Regions from separate parts of the Homo sapiens genome. Here all the other regions are linked to region 1. A link is a contact called in ENCODE Hi-C or POLR2A ChIA-PET data. All regions are on one chromosome and are shown on one strand. The core of a region is the stretch at or near the end of the contact, and the rest is flanking DNA. Distances in the headings are between cores, read along the strand shown.

Evidence for each region. Hi-C counts contacts between places; a loop is a spot of excess contacts on that map. ChIA-PET counts read pairs that join two places held with the same protein, here RNA polymerase II (POLR2A). Pooled maps may share reads with other maps.
Region 2: a loop to region 1 is called in a map with no recorded cell type, with 2.4 times the contacts of the local background. The contact joins the enhancer-like site here to the promoter of LINC02852 in region 1. A Hi-C loop is called at or near these places in 2 of 37 single-sample maps with no recorded cell type and 1 of 50 pooled maps.
Region 3: a map of endothelial cell of umbilical vein shows a loop between it and region 1 (3-fold over the local background). The contact joins the enhancer-like site here to the promoter of LINC02852 in region 1. A Hi-C loop is called at or near these places in 1 of 168 maps with a recorded cell type or tissue (endothelial cell of umbilical vein), 2 of 37 single-sample maps with no recorded cell type and 5 of 50 pooled maps.
Region 4: a pooled map shows a loop between it and region 1 (2.8-fold over the local background). The contact joins the enhancer-like site here to the promoter of LINC02852 in region 1. A Hi-C loop is called at or near these places in 1 of 168 maps with a recorded cell type or tissue (naive thymus-derived CD4-positive, alpha-beta T cell) and 4 of 50 pooled maps. POLR2A ChIA-PET finds 5 or more read pairs at or near these places in 1 of 52 experiments (PC-9).

What each region holds. Positions count from the first base shown.
Region 1 is chr15:94,587,552-94,590,873 of GRCh38, forward strand. LINC02852 (long intergenic non-protein coding RNA 2852) reads right to left here and starts at 1,705. Exons shown (of 3, transcript XR_932641.4): 1 at 1,546-1,705.
Region 2 is chr15:96,262,858-96,266,179 of GRCh38, forward strand. All of the region lies in intron 2 of NR2F2-AS1 (NR2F2 antisense RNA 1), which reads right to left. All of the region lies in intron 1 of LOC124903584 (a long non-coding RNA gene), which reads left to right. Among named protein-coding and RNA genes, the nearest start is that of NR2F2-AS1, 63 kb to the right of the region's middle. Within about 2 kb of position 1,599, at least 7 of the 41 ENCODE cell types and tissues checked have a DNase peak (open chromatin) inside an H3K27ac peak, as active enhancers do.
Region 3 is chr15:96,041,047-96,044,368 of GRCh38, forward strand. The region is part of intron 1 of LOC112268156 (a long non-coding RNA gene); the gene reads left to right. LOC105370998 (a long non-coding RNA gene) reads right to left here. Exons shown (of 4, transcript XR_001751688.2): 4 at 1,577-3,024. Among named protein-coding and RNA genes, the nearest start is that of NR2F2-AS1, 280 kb to the right of the region's middle. Within about 2 kb of position 1,750, at least 3 of the 41 ENCODE cell types and tissues checked have a DNase peak (open chromatin) inside an H3K27ac peak, as active enhancers do.
Region 4 is chr15:95,873,790-95,877,111 of GRCh38, forward strand. No RefSeq gene overlaps it. Among named protein-coding and RNA genes, the nearest start is that of LINC00924, 440 kb to the left of the region's middle. Within about 2 kb of position 1,547, at least 7 of the 41 ENCODE cell types and tissues checked have a DNase peak (open chromatin) inside an H3K27ac peak, as active enhancers do; they include PC-9, where a contact is called at or near this core.

The sequences.
Region 1 (3,322 bases), core at 455-2,954:
GTGCAGATCAATTGGAGGTGCTTTACTAGTTTGGCATTCCTAGCAAAAGGCATATTTGTTCTTGCCTACCTGGCTTTCTGAGATGCATTTAATTCGAAAACACCTTCACTCTCTTTGCATCTGTGTTTCCCCTTTGGGAAGTGGGAAGGGTGGGAAAGCCCGTAAGTGGGTGATAACAGCTCCCATCCAAAGAGAACTCCATTTACTTTCATCTCCTTCATAATGGCACAGAAAATGGAGCATAAAAATACCCCGTGGAAGGTTAAGTGCTCTGTACTAACAGTGGAGGATATGGAGGAGGCAATGAAGCGAAGGTCGGAATGAACAGGGAGGGGTGAGTTCACATGTGGGTGGTTTCTTTCTTTTCTTTTCTTTTCTTTTTTTGCCTCCTCTTTTACTACTGTTCAAATGAAGCTATGTGATACAACACTTAATAATAAAGGGAAATTGCACAGCAGATAGGCAAGGTGACCACTTTTGACAAGAGTCCCTATCAAATCAGGTAATCCAGAGTGGTATGCTACATTCAGCAAACCAGAACAAGGCCATCTTGTCTTCTAAGAAAACCTGAGGCCAGGTTTATATTCCAAGTCTGTTGTGAGGGATGGGCAGAACCGGATGGGGCTGGGTCCAAGGGGTCATTCTGTTCAACATCTAGGACAGCTGTGTTGGACAATGGTGTGCTTTTAGTTTAAGGAACCCGGGGTCCAGGCTTGGGATGGCATTGGAGCTTTAGACATGGTTTCCTTGGTTCATTCACTCAATGAATACTGAGTGCCTTATATATGCCAGACATTGACGTAGGTAGGCAATGAATAAGTCACACAAGGACTCTGTTCATGTCACAGATTCATTCTAGCAAAGAGAGTGGCACAAATATAACAGACATATATGTATATATATATAATTTTAATTATAATAAAGTGACAAAGTGGAGGGTAAAACTGTCAGTCTTTTTATTCAAAGACCTTTCATTCAAACCCTGATATTTCCTTAAGTGACTTAAATAAACTCCAAATGACTTCTCATGGCATTTAAGATCCTGCACAATCTAATTCCTACTATACTTCCAAAATTATTTTTTTTCTCCTTTCATCATTCCTCAGGACACACCTGTACATTTCAGTGTTGTGAAGCATAGCTCTGGTATCAGACTGCCTAGGTTCAAATCTCAGCTATGGCACTCATTAGCTATATGACCTTAGGTAAGTTACTCAGCCTCTGTGAGCCTTAGCTTTGACTTCTGTAAGATGAGTAGAATACGATTGCTATCTCCCTGGGTGACTGTGAAAATCAGACGAGATCATGGATATGAGAGGGCAGCATTCATACTAAAGTAAGATATGACTTACTTGGAAGTATTAATGACTACATTATAATAAAAGTTTATGTGTGTATTCATATATATATATTCTATATTTAATCTAACAGTGACTCTGTTCTGAGTCAGAATATATCTTAATGCCACATAGTAAGCCTTAGACTGTGCCTATTTTACTATTCATGCACAGTGGATAGATGCTGAATAAAATATAGTCAACTCACTGGTGTCTTGCGGTGATGGCAGAGATCCTTAACTAGGAGGAATGCTGTTTCAGAGGGCTCAGAATGGGTAATTAGGAGACTGTCACAAGGAAGCGTGAAGAACTGCACTCTTTAGCTTAAAGAACTGCAGTTGGGAGCCATATGATGAGAATCCATGTGTGCCACTTGGCAACATTAGAATTCCAAAACAGAGTGATCTTTAAAGATTCCCTCCCCTTGCAGCTGGGTGGAGAGGTGATCTGGGCTGCTCTGGAAACAGCGGTGAGCCTTTTATCATTTAAATATTATTCCATCGGGGGCAGAAAAGGGGGACAAAATACTGAAAATAAAAGTTAATTAAAAAATAAAATCAAGAGAAATGTCTCTCAGAGGCCACCTCTGGTACAGAGACCACCTGTCATTAAGCATTTTCCTGTCTATAAACCCAAGATTGGAAGCTGATCGACTCTTCTCTTGTTTAATTTTTAATGCCTCCTGTCTGGTCTCTGTGGTAGCTATTATAAACAGAGGCTGTCACATAGATATGTACCTTGCCCAGAGAAAAAGTGATGCTTCCCACTACCAGAACTGATATCCACTGGGCAAAACCTGCAGTGGGATTTATTACTTGCCTTGGAGAATTTGCTCTTGCATTGATGCAAGTCTCTCCTCTCCTTGTGGGTGGATTAATATAATAATAGAGGAAGAGAATGTCGTTGAGAAAAGAGAATAAATGGTGGCTCCTGAGCAACAGGGTATCTTCAGATCCTAATTTTCACCTTTCTGGTTCCTTGGGTCACTCATTCAATACAAATTTATTGAGCATCTACTATGTGCCATGCATTGTTGTATGTACTGAGGTCAAAGCAACAAAGCCAGAGAAAAATCTTTATTCTTTTACCCCACAAGACATTCTATTGAGGAAAGGGAGAGAATAAATACTTTAACAAATAAGAGTGCTGGGCCATTTTAAATGATGAAAGGGCAAAGAAAGTAAAAGCTGGAAATATGGCACCCTGGGAAGTGGGTAGGAAAGGCCCCCTAAGGAGGTAATGGTTAAGTAATAAGGTGAGTGATGAGGAGCAGCCAAGAAGGCAAAATCACATGGAATGGCATTCCAAGAAGAGGGAATGGCAAACACAAAGGCCCTGAGTTGGAGATGAGCTTAGCTTCTTTAAGAAGCAGAGGCATTCGCTGCGTTAAGAGAAGGGACTTCAGACTTATGATGAATACAGGCAATTGAAGGTGCCAGAGGACTTTCAGGAACCTGTAAAAAGGGGGAAGATTTGGTTCTGAGATTAGGTTTCAAACCTGGGATGCAAACATTCAATTACAGCCTCATTTTGGCGAATGTGAAAGAAAAGTGTAGGAGATCATCTTTCTTGAGTGGATTCACTCAGTCGTGCTCCCTAGACATGACCTTCATGGACCTGTTGCCTTGGTCTCCAGGGACCCGTTCCCTCCTGACTATATGAATGCAGTGGTCTTTATACTGGGAGCCCTTTCTCCTTCCGTCACTCCAGGCCCCAATATTCTATCTTCCTTCTGCTTCCCTATCACCTTCCTAAAACACACCCCATAAAGCCTCCCTCCCGTTCAATAGTGGCCTTTGAATTTCAACAGGAAGAACTAGCTCCTTAGCACCCCACACAAGACACTCACAGTCTGCCCTCTGCACACCTGGATTCCACGTGGCTGCCCACCACTTCTCCACAAGCACCCATGCTTACGAAGAGCCACCTGCATCCTGGCAGCCCCCAGCACCTTGACTTCGGCTCTTCCCTGGGCTAGACGGCTC
Region 2 (3,322 bases), core at 349-2,848, 1.7 Mb after region 1:
CAACATTTATAAGACATCATGTCCTCAGCAAGAATTAACATTTGGCATTAACGAACGCACAGTTCTGGCCATAACTTCAAGAAAAGAAATTTTACAACCAGTAATGTGCTTAAATCCTTCCTGACCTGCCCTCTGTAATACATATCCCCAACCTTTCACCTTCAGAAATAGCCAGTACGGGGACAAAGATGGCTACCACAGCTATGGCCATCTGGAGCCCCGTGAGCTAGAAAAGACGGGGGAAGTACTGTCAATGGAGGGGGCAGAAGTACTTTCTAACATCAGACCCAGCCCAATGCCCGTCTGCTTATGCAGCCAGTTTCTGGGTATAGGCAAGTATTGCACTGGAATTATCCCTCATATATGAAAACACAATGTAATCTCACTTAGCAAAACCCAGGTTTCTTTCTTTTTTTATGAGTACCTGTTCTGGGAGATATGCCAAAAATTCAGGGATAATTTAACCAAACCATCAACAACTGGACAACTTATTTAACTCTTTGGTGAGTGTTACATGAACCTTTTTGCTGGCGTCAAGCCACCACATAATGAATCCTGACGCCAGACACAGAGGGTTTGATACATTAGAATAAAGGAAGAGGTTCCTTACTATACAATATATAAAAGAACTAGCTTCTACCAACAGGTTGTTGCCATCTTAGAAAATAGGAATCTGTGTCTCCTGAAAGTCTATTCCTTGAACACCAATGCTACAAGCTTATCCTTTATAAAACGGTTTGGGTAATCAGATCTATTGAAGATCAAATGTCCTGGGGATTCACAGTGCATAGTAATGTGCTGGAGGCTTTGGGGGCCCTGCTGCAAACAATCATATTTAACTCAGGTTAATCTACTGTTTCTCACTTGACCCCGGACATTTTTTTAAATCAATGTTTTGAGACATGAAATTACTATTTCAAACGTCTTCTGGAGAACACTGATTTAAATCTACTGCATGGCTGACAAACGAGTCCACCTCTTTTGAAAGCTGAGCAAGCCCCTTTAGGAGGACCCTTGGCTGAATAAAGGAAGTCTCAACCCAACTGCAAGAAGGTCTTCGCCATTCCTCTTCTGAGGATATGCTGACCTTGGGCCGTGCATATTCTCTTCTTCTAATTAAGACACGTTGCATGTTCTGTGGCTACCAAAGACGAAAACAGTAGACCTCACCAATTGCCCATGGGTTTCACAAGTGGCACTGGTTACCTACATAAATATTTGTCATACATCAAATAAATGCTTCACGTACATTGATTTTTCTTATGGACTCCTTTTCTTTTAAGATTATGTACAAATCCACTCTCTCTTTCCACTTCAAATAATAGACAAAAGCTATGTTTATTCTTCCTATTCTATAACCAAAGTCACTCATACATCAAGATCATTCAAGAAAGCCTAGCAGTATGCAAGTGAATGAGAGTGGCATGACTGTGAAGATAATCTTGGATCTACTCTAATTTAATTTTTTTAAGTAAATCATTTGCAAACTCCAGCACTCTAACTAGTACAAGTAACAAATTACCCATGAGGAGCCTCAGAGGCTACAGGTGACAGAGCTGTGTTGCAACACCTTGGCAAGGATCTTTGTACTACAGCCTTGGTTCTCAAACTGTACAGTGCATCAGAATCACCTGAGGGCTGTGTTAAAACACAGATCTCTAGGCCCCACCCCTAGTGAGTTTCAGTTTCAGTGGGTTTAGGGAGGGGCCCAAGAATGTGCATTTGCAACAGGCTCCCAGGTGATAGGGATGCAGCTGCTCTGGCTGGGGGACAGCACTTTGGGAATTACAACTGTACAGCAGTTCCCTAATGCTCCCGATCAGGATTACCTGGAAACTTTGTTAAAAACACTAAGTCTCACCCTTAGCCCCAGACTCCTGAGATGGACTCTCTAAGAAGGAAAGTCAGGAATCTGTATTTTTAATAAACTCCCCAGGGGATTCAAATCATCCAGCTCTGGACTACTTCAGCCTGAGAAGAGGGGCTTGCCTTTTAGATCTGGGCCTGACGTCTTGAACCTTTGCCGGCCTCTGGGCACACGGACTCTCCCTGCTAGAGGCCCCTTCAAAGTGCAAGCAGGCTGAAGACACGTGAATGCCTCCTCCAATAACTTGTCCAGTAATTGGTATATTGATTGCTAATGTCATCATGTTTTAGTATATATAAACCCCTCACTCTATTACACAGCCCCCAACAATCCAAAAAGTCATTGTTTATTCATTGTGACTCCCAAACTGGCCCTTGTCAGCTCCTGCTGGAGAGCTTGCTGATAAAAATCAGCAGATGATTGGACGCACACATTCTTAACATGACTGACCCATGACATCTCAGAGGGCAGCTCGAGAGCCTGTCATTACAGTACAATACATTTCTTTCTTCTTTCTTATCTAGCCCAGATGACTTCGAGATTTTTATTAACTCATTAATGACTGAAGATGTCATTAGAACCAGTGGGAAGGGTTATTTTTCTGTCTCTCTCTCTCTCTCTTTTTTTTTTTTAAGTGGGAATAAGTGTGCAATTTGCTGGGAAAGGGGGAGGGGCTCATTGATGAAACAGCTAAGACAAACCTAAGTGGAGAGACCCTTGGACTTTATTAGAATCTGAAATTTGATTGACGGGTCCTGGACCTGAAAATCTGCAGACAGAAATACAAAGTTGCTTCAGAAACATGTTGGGAAGAATGGGACAATTTGATCAAGGAAATAGCGACCCATAAAATTCAGTAATTTTTATTGTGTTGTGGACTCAATCTTTCCAACATAACAGCTAAACAAACAAACAAAAACGTCAGAGTAAAGCTACTGAAACCTCTAAATGTTTCTTAACCTACACGTTCATTAAATCATATCTTGTTTCTGCGTGCCTTTAATTTTCACATCTGCAAAATTGCTTTTAGAAATCAAATTAGATCTTTTGAAGGCACTTAAATTGCAACAACCTTATGTTTTTTTATATACTCTTGGGTTTCAGCCTTTTCATCTGGGTTGTGTGTCCAATTAATGGGATATCTCAAGGAAGCACTAATCATTTTGAAAACTTAAGAATATAAAAAGCAAGCAGACTATTTTCATTATAACTGATTGGATTGAGAATAAGCTACAGAGGAAATGTTCAATAATTATGATAACTTTTTTGGAGGAGATCACAAAAGAATGTCAGTCACAGAAGGTGCTTTTCATTGTGACAAAGGCTTTCAAGTCCAGTTTCAGTAGATTCCTCTTCGGGGTTCAGCCTCAGGCATGTCAGAAGGCTGCTCTGAGAGTGGGTTTTACACTGATTTTTATCAGCCCCAGATAATTCACTTGGCAAAGAAAACATCTA
Region 3 (3,322 bases), core at 500-2,999, 1.5 Mb after region 1:
TAGAATTAGAAATAATATAATAAGCACCTATAGTAAGTGGCTGGAACATGTTAGGCACTCAATAAAAAGTAGATGATATTAAATTTCCTGTTCAGAAATAAACGGTATTACATTCCCAGAATTAAACTGCTGTATAAAAACTTATAAATTAATTTGCTAATTCCCATGATATTTAGAAATTGTGTATTGAGTCCCAATGCCTTTAAAGATGGTCCTGTACAAACAGGGGAACAACAGACACTGGGCCTCTCAGAGAGTGGAGGGTGGAAGGAGAAAGAGAATCAGGAAAAATAACTAATGAGTACTACACTTAATGCCGGGGTGACAAAATAACCTGTATGACAAACCCCCATGACACAAATTCACCTATATAACAAACCTGCACATGTGCCCCTGAACTTAAAATAAAAGTTGAAATAAATAAATAAAGATGGTTTTAGTAACAGTATCTTAAGAACACTAGAGAGTCATATTATCCAGGTCTTATCAGGGGACCCAGATGGGATCACCAGGTTGTCAGTACAAGGAGACTAGCATGCAAAGGGAGAGGCAAGATGTTTATAAAGTACCTCTTATTGAGTGTACACCTCAAAAACACCAGGCCAAATGATGTATATGCATTACCTAATTTAATACAACACATCTACAAGGCAAGTACTATGGAGATAGCCACTTTAGAGCTGAGAAAACTGAGATACTGGGTTCTCCAAGGTCTTCATCACAGTCCAACTCTGGAGCACATGCTGCTAGCTCCTGTGACAGGATAAATATAAGGAGCAGAACTACAAATCAAGCCTGTGATATAATAGGTATAATGTCGATTGGGCAGATGGAAGAAGAGATAATGCAGAAATTTCAGCTACATAAGTCAAGAGACAGCCAGGCACTAGCAGGTAGAACCAGGCAGCTCAGGAGCTCACTGCATGGACACTGGCACCTGGCAGGATTGTGCTGTTGGTTTCAGGACCAAGGGCAACTTCTCAAAGGGACCAAGCTGGGCTAGAAAAATGGGCACATTCTAAATGTAATTTACAATCTATGTTTTTGAAACTGAAAAACACTTTCTCAAAAAGAAAACTTTAACACAGATCGTACAAATGACCAATGAGCACATAAAGAGATGCTTAATACCATTAACCATTAGGGAAATGCAAATCAAAACCACAGTGAGATACTTCACACACACTTAGATAACTACCAAAATAATGGACAATAGCAAGTGTTGGAAGGGATGTGGAGAAATTGGAACCCTAGGAAACTGCTAGCAGGAACGTGAAATGGTCCAGCCACCATGGAAAGCAATTTGATGGCTCCTCAATGAGCCCAGTAGAGAATTTCCATATGACCTAGGAACTCCACTCCTGGGTATATTCCCCAAGGAACTGGAAACTGGTGTTCAAATAAAAACATTCACAAAAATGCTCATGTTAGCACTATTCACAGTAGCAAAATAATGAAAACAACTCAGATGTTCATCAACTCATGAAGGAATTTTTTAACATGTGACATATTCATGGAATGGAATACTATTCAACCATAAAAAGGAATGAAATTTTGATACATGCTACAAGGTGAATGAACTTCGATTGAAAACATTTATTGTAAGTAGAAGCAGTGAGACATAGAAGGTTATGTATATGGCATAATTCCATTTATATGAAACATAAAAAGTAGAGTTGGCAAATCCACACAGACAGAAAGCAGATTAGTGGTTGCCACGGGCTGGTGGAAGAGGGAAAATGAAGAGTAACTGCTTAATGGGTTTGGGGTTTCCTTTTGGGGTGGTGAAAATGTTCTCGTGGTGATGGTTGCATCACAACATGGTAAATGCAGTTAGTGTCACGGATGGTAAATTTTATGTTATATGTATTTTACCACAATTTAAAAAACAGAAAAAGAAAACCTTTATGAAAGCTCTATATGGAAAACTGATAAAAGCAGGGTAGCGCTGGTGAAATCTGGCATCGACAGGAACCCTGGAGCCATTCTTCTTCCAGCTTCCCTGGACACACTGTCGTTAGAACAGAGAAAGCCAAGTTTACTTATCTAACCCATAACACGCAGCTCTGAAGAAAAGCAGAACTGAAATTTCTCTGTTGTCACACGGAAGTGCCAGCTACACTTTGAGCCAAATGCTAAGGGAAAGTTTTCAAAAGTTCAAATTTATAGAAGCCACACTAGGAATTTTAATTTGCATGGAAAAACGAGAAACAAGCCTCTTAAAAACAAACAAACAAAGCCTATGGGAATGTTTCCAGTTATTTTTTAAGTCTTTAGTGATAGAAAACATTAGCCAAACTTTCCCCTGTTGACTCTCATGGAAAAAAAAAAATGTCAAAAAAAGGGTCTTACTTTGTAGCATACATGGCCATTTTTCATCAGTTTTGCAAAGCCAGGTTCTACCTTTTCATTTAACTTTGGGGATGTGTCTCTTAACCAAAATCTAACTTTTCAAGGTGCTTCATTCATTGCTTTAAAAGTTCCTTCAGGTGGTGGTGTCATCTTTTTGTCCACTTATTTGTTGGGAAGTCATCTACTGGTGTCCTAAGCCAGGATTCAGCATTACTCTCAGCCTTGCAAATGAATTAACGGGTGACCATCTCGCTATCTCTACACTAGAAACAGACTTGAACATACTCACCTCTTTCAGTCCTAATCTCTTCTTTCCTTCCTCCCAATTCACAGTTGCCTGCAACTGGTTCCGAGTGCCCATGTGTGGGCATCTCCACCGAGGGAGGGAGGCATGGGGTGAGGTCCTTTCTTCCTCTTTAAGGAGTGGATTTTCTCAAGAGCAACGTGGGAAGTTCTACATTAATGTTGAAGCTGAGCTTTCTTGCCACTGTGTGTGTGGCACAGGAAACAGGCTCTCCACATGATGGTAAGAAGCCTTAAACCCAGATTACGGCACCTTTCTCTCTGGAGTGCTCTTTTTGGGTAGAGGGTAAAAGGTCATCCTCTCAGACTGGATAGTTGTTCTCAGCCAATTACATGATCTCCGTGCTTCTACAAAAGGGATCTTTGAAACTGCATCAAAAGATTTTATGCAACTGATTTACAAAAAGCACAATTAAGTAGATGGAAGCATTATTCAAGACCATCTGGTGGAAGAGGTAGCATATTTAAAATTCTAGTATAATTATTAGCGGCAAAAAAGATTGTTTTAAATGACGAGCTATCCATTATCTGTCATACTCTGGTAGACTACATAGCTCCATTTATTCCATCAAGGTCCCAAAATAAAAAGATGTAAACATGGTACCATTGGAATGCTAGAACTCAAGAAATCTACATGTAGAGACGAAGCTCAGGAGAGAAGCTATGG
Region 4 (3,322 bases), core at 297-2,796, 1.3 Mb after region 1:
CTTCAGCTATTCCACAATTCCAGCCCACCGTTCACATTGCTATGAAATGAATACTTACACCCAGTGGTTAATCTATGTTTCTCCATTAGATCCTATCAACAAGGTGAAATTACCCATTAAGAAAAGCCTACCTTGAGGTGAAAAAAACATAGTTTTTCTGCTTCTGTTGCAAACCCCCACAGGAAACTGATGAATTCAATTTCAAACCCAAATTGAGAAATTTAAGCTCAAATTCCATTTCCTTTCAGCTCAAATTAGACATTTTTATGCAAATAAAATGAAATAAGGGCTTAAGGATGGTTTAAAAAAAAAAATTCACTGGGTATTTTGGACACCAAAAATGTTAAAAATAGTAATAAAAGAAGAGTTCAATGAGTTAAGTGTAAATAAATCAGGAACATATGGGTCAAATTTTCTTAATATACACTCGGGCTTAAAATTAAGTGAAATGTACAAGGAAACACTTTTTCTGGTGGTGATGAAACAAGAACATTTGAAAAGAAATTGGCAATATTTGAGAAATCTCAAGTACAGCCAATTCCGCCCATCTCTTGGTGACAAAAACCTGGAGACCATACAGTCATCATTAGGGAAGGGATACAGTGTCCTAATTGAGGACATTGGAGAAAGAATTTTTTTTTTTTCCGCAGAGCTTTAACTCTTATGTGTACATAATTATTTCATTCTGGTTAAAAAAAAGTAGAGACATACGCTAAAAATGTTCTGACTTGGCTTCTCATGGTATATTAAAAGCATACTGTAGAGGAACAGACTTAAAGTTTGGGGGTTTAACCCCAGGGAGAGAAAATTATGGTTCTTTCCATTTATCCATGAACCCTGCAGCTGGTAAGACTGCACTCTGTTAGTAATTACACTGAACAGATGAGGGACTTTTTAATTTTTTTTTTATTTTGACCTGCAGTTAAACAAAATTTGCTTGTTTTATTTTTGGTTTAAAAATGATGAGGCAGCACCAACCCCAGTTTCACCCCAGAGCTGTTGATTTTTCCCCCTCCTTCCTAATTTGTTTCAGACTATGAGTGCACAGAGTTCCATTTTAGTGGGAAACATTTGCTGCCAAGACCTTCAGGGGTTTTATCTGCAGTTTATTTTGTTAACTACAAGTTTAAGATTGTTGTGAGTTGTTATTTTTTTTTTCTATCACACTTTGAAACAGAAAAGTTCATCTTTTGCTTTTAGGAAACAGGTTTAAAACAAAACAGAGGGAAAGATGAGTTTGGAGTCTTCTAAAAATCAACAAAGGACTGAAACCAATGGTGGCTATAAAGAGGCATAATAAAATAATACAAATGAATTCACTGCCTTAAAGGTTTAGCGCATAGTACGCACTCCACTCCCACCCTTCCCGTTGTAATTCAAATTTAACACTAATAAAAGAGAGGAACTAAAGATAATTGGCTAGAATCAAGCATTACATATCAGGCATTTCACAAGCTGACCCAGCTAAGCAACTGCAACTCAATGCATTTCAACTTACGAGTTCAGAACAAAAAACAATGGTTCATGAGGTGGAAAGAATGTGGTACAACACCCCATGGCCCTGGCTGGTATTTATAAAGTTTTGGCAAAATTTCATAACAAATTTTAAAATAATGTGAAAGTGGCCTGTTTCCGGTTTCTACCATGCACCATGCCCGTCATGAGGATGTTGTGGTTGGGGCAAATATCCAAAGATTTGCCTGGCAACAGAAATGGAACAGACTGACTGCAAATAATCCTCACGTTTGCACAGTGCCCTTTGCTTTTATGTTTCAAAGACCTTTCACATAGATCCTTCCATTTGATCTCACAAGAAGCCTAGTAGACCTGGCTGGTGTTGTTTTGCTGCTGATGAAACCAAGATAAAGAGAGATGAGAGACTTGCTCAAGGGCACAAGTCAAAGAGGATTATGACAGAAAAATTAAACCCATTTTTCCAGCTCAAGACCAAAGAATTCTCCATTAATATTTATATGGGGAATAGCTACACCAAATCCTTTTTTTTTTTCACTCCCTTTTCCCTCCTCTCTATAGGTCTTCTACTGTCTGTCACTACAGTCACACAGGATTTCGTGGGTGTCCCCAAGAGGACAAGTGGGACCCCACTGGATAAAGCACAGCAAATGAGTAATCTGAAGCTGACACACCTTTCCATAAGAACTATTGCTCTCAATTCACTGGTTTATATTTTTTCAAAACAGGAAAAGAAAATAATCCAGTTTAAAAACCAATGGAATCTTTGGCTGCTATCATTTAAATCCAAAGTAAGCTATCCAATCTATAAAATTTAGCCAAATATATATCTTTGTCCATGATGTGCATCTTTTTCAAGTTGAAATATAAGACGCTATGCCCCTTGGGTGAATGGCACTGCATCTGAAGGGCCCACGGTGTACTGGAAAGAATAAAGGCTGTGGGCAAATGTTTTACTCCTACCGCTTCACAGTTACGCAACTTGGGAAGCATTATTGAACCTCAATGAATCTTAGCATCTTCTATAAAATTGTTCATTTAACCTTCAGAGAATTCTCGTGAAGACTAAATCAGACAGCACATATAATGCATCCACAAAATGTGAGCCCCCTTTGTTCTAGTCTTTTAGACATTCTCACTCACGGATGCTCAGGGAGTTCATTCTATAGCTTTGGTTTTCAGGATGTAATCCTGGCCTGTAGTTGTATCTGTGTAACTGTCCTTTGGCCAAATTAATTATGGTGTAATTTGCACGGAGTAAAATGGTGCAAGGTTGGAAAATGCTGTAATGCAAGTTTTTCCCACAAGAGACCTGACCACCCATTCATTGGTGGGTTGTACTAAGAATGCGGGGGAATGGGCCAGAGATAAATAGGTGGAACCGGCACTACTTAATTCCTTAAATATACTATTTCATTTAATCCTCTCAACAACCTGGAGTGGAGAATTAAGCAATTATATAATTACACAGCAAATAGATCAACTTAGATAGCCAAACTGAGCAATTAGGACAGAAAACATTATTAACTGAGTTTGTAAATGAATCCTTCAGGTATTTATCTTCACCCTCTGCTTCTCTTTGTTCACTGCAAATTATCAGCCCTAGAATAATTTATTGGGTTAACTTAATTGGCACTAAAGCCCAACCAGATAATTCAGGCCTAAAGTATTCACATTGTCTTTCAAATTATCCCAGCATTAAAAGAAGATTTCCCCTTCTCTTGGCCTTTTTGCGTGGGCTTCATCTACAATGGGACACCATAAAATTGTGAGTGTGTGCTCTGCCTGGTTCGTCCATTCTTGGGGTTAGAAGGGAGGTAAAACAAAGTATTCCAGTTTCTAAAAGATC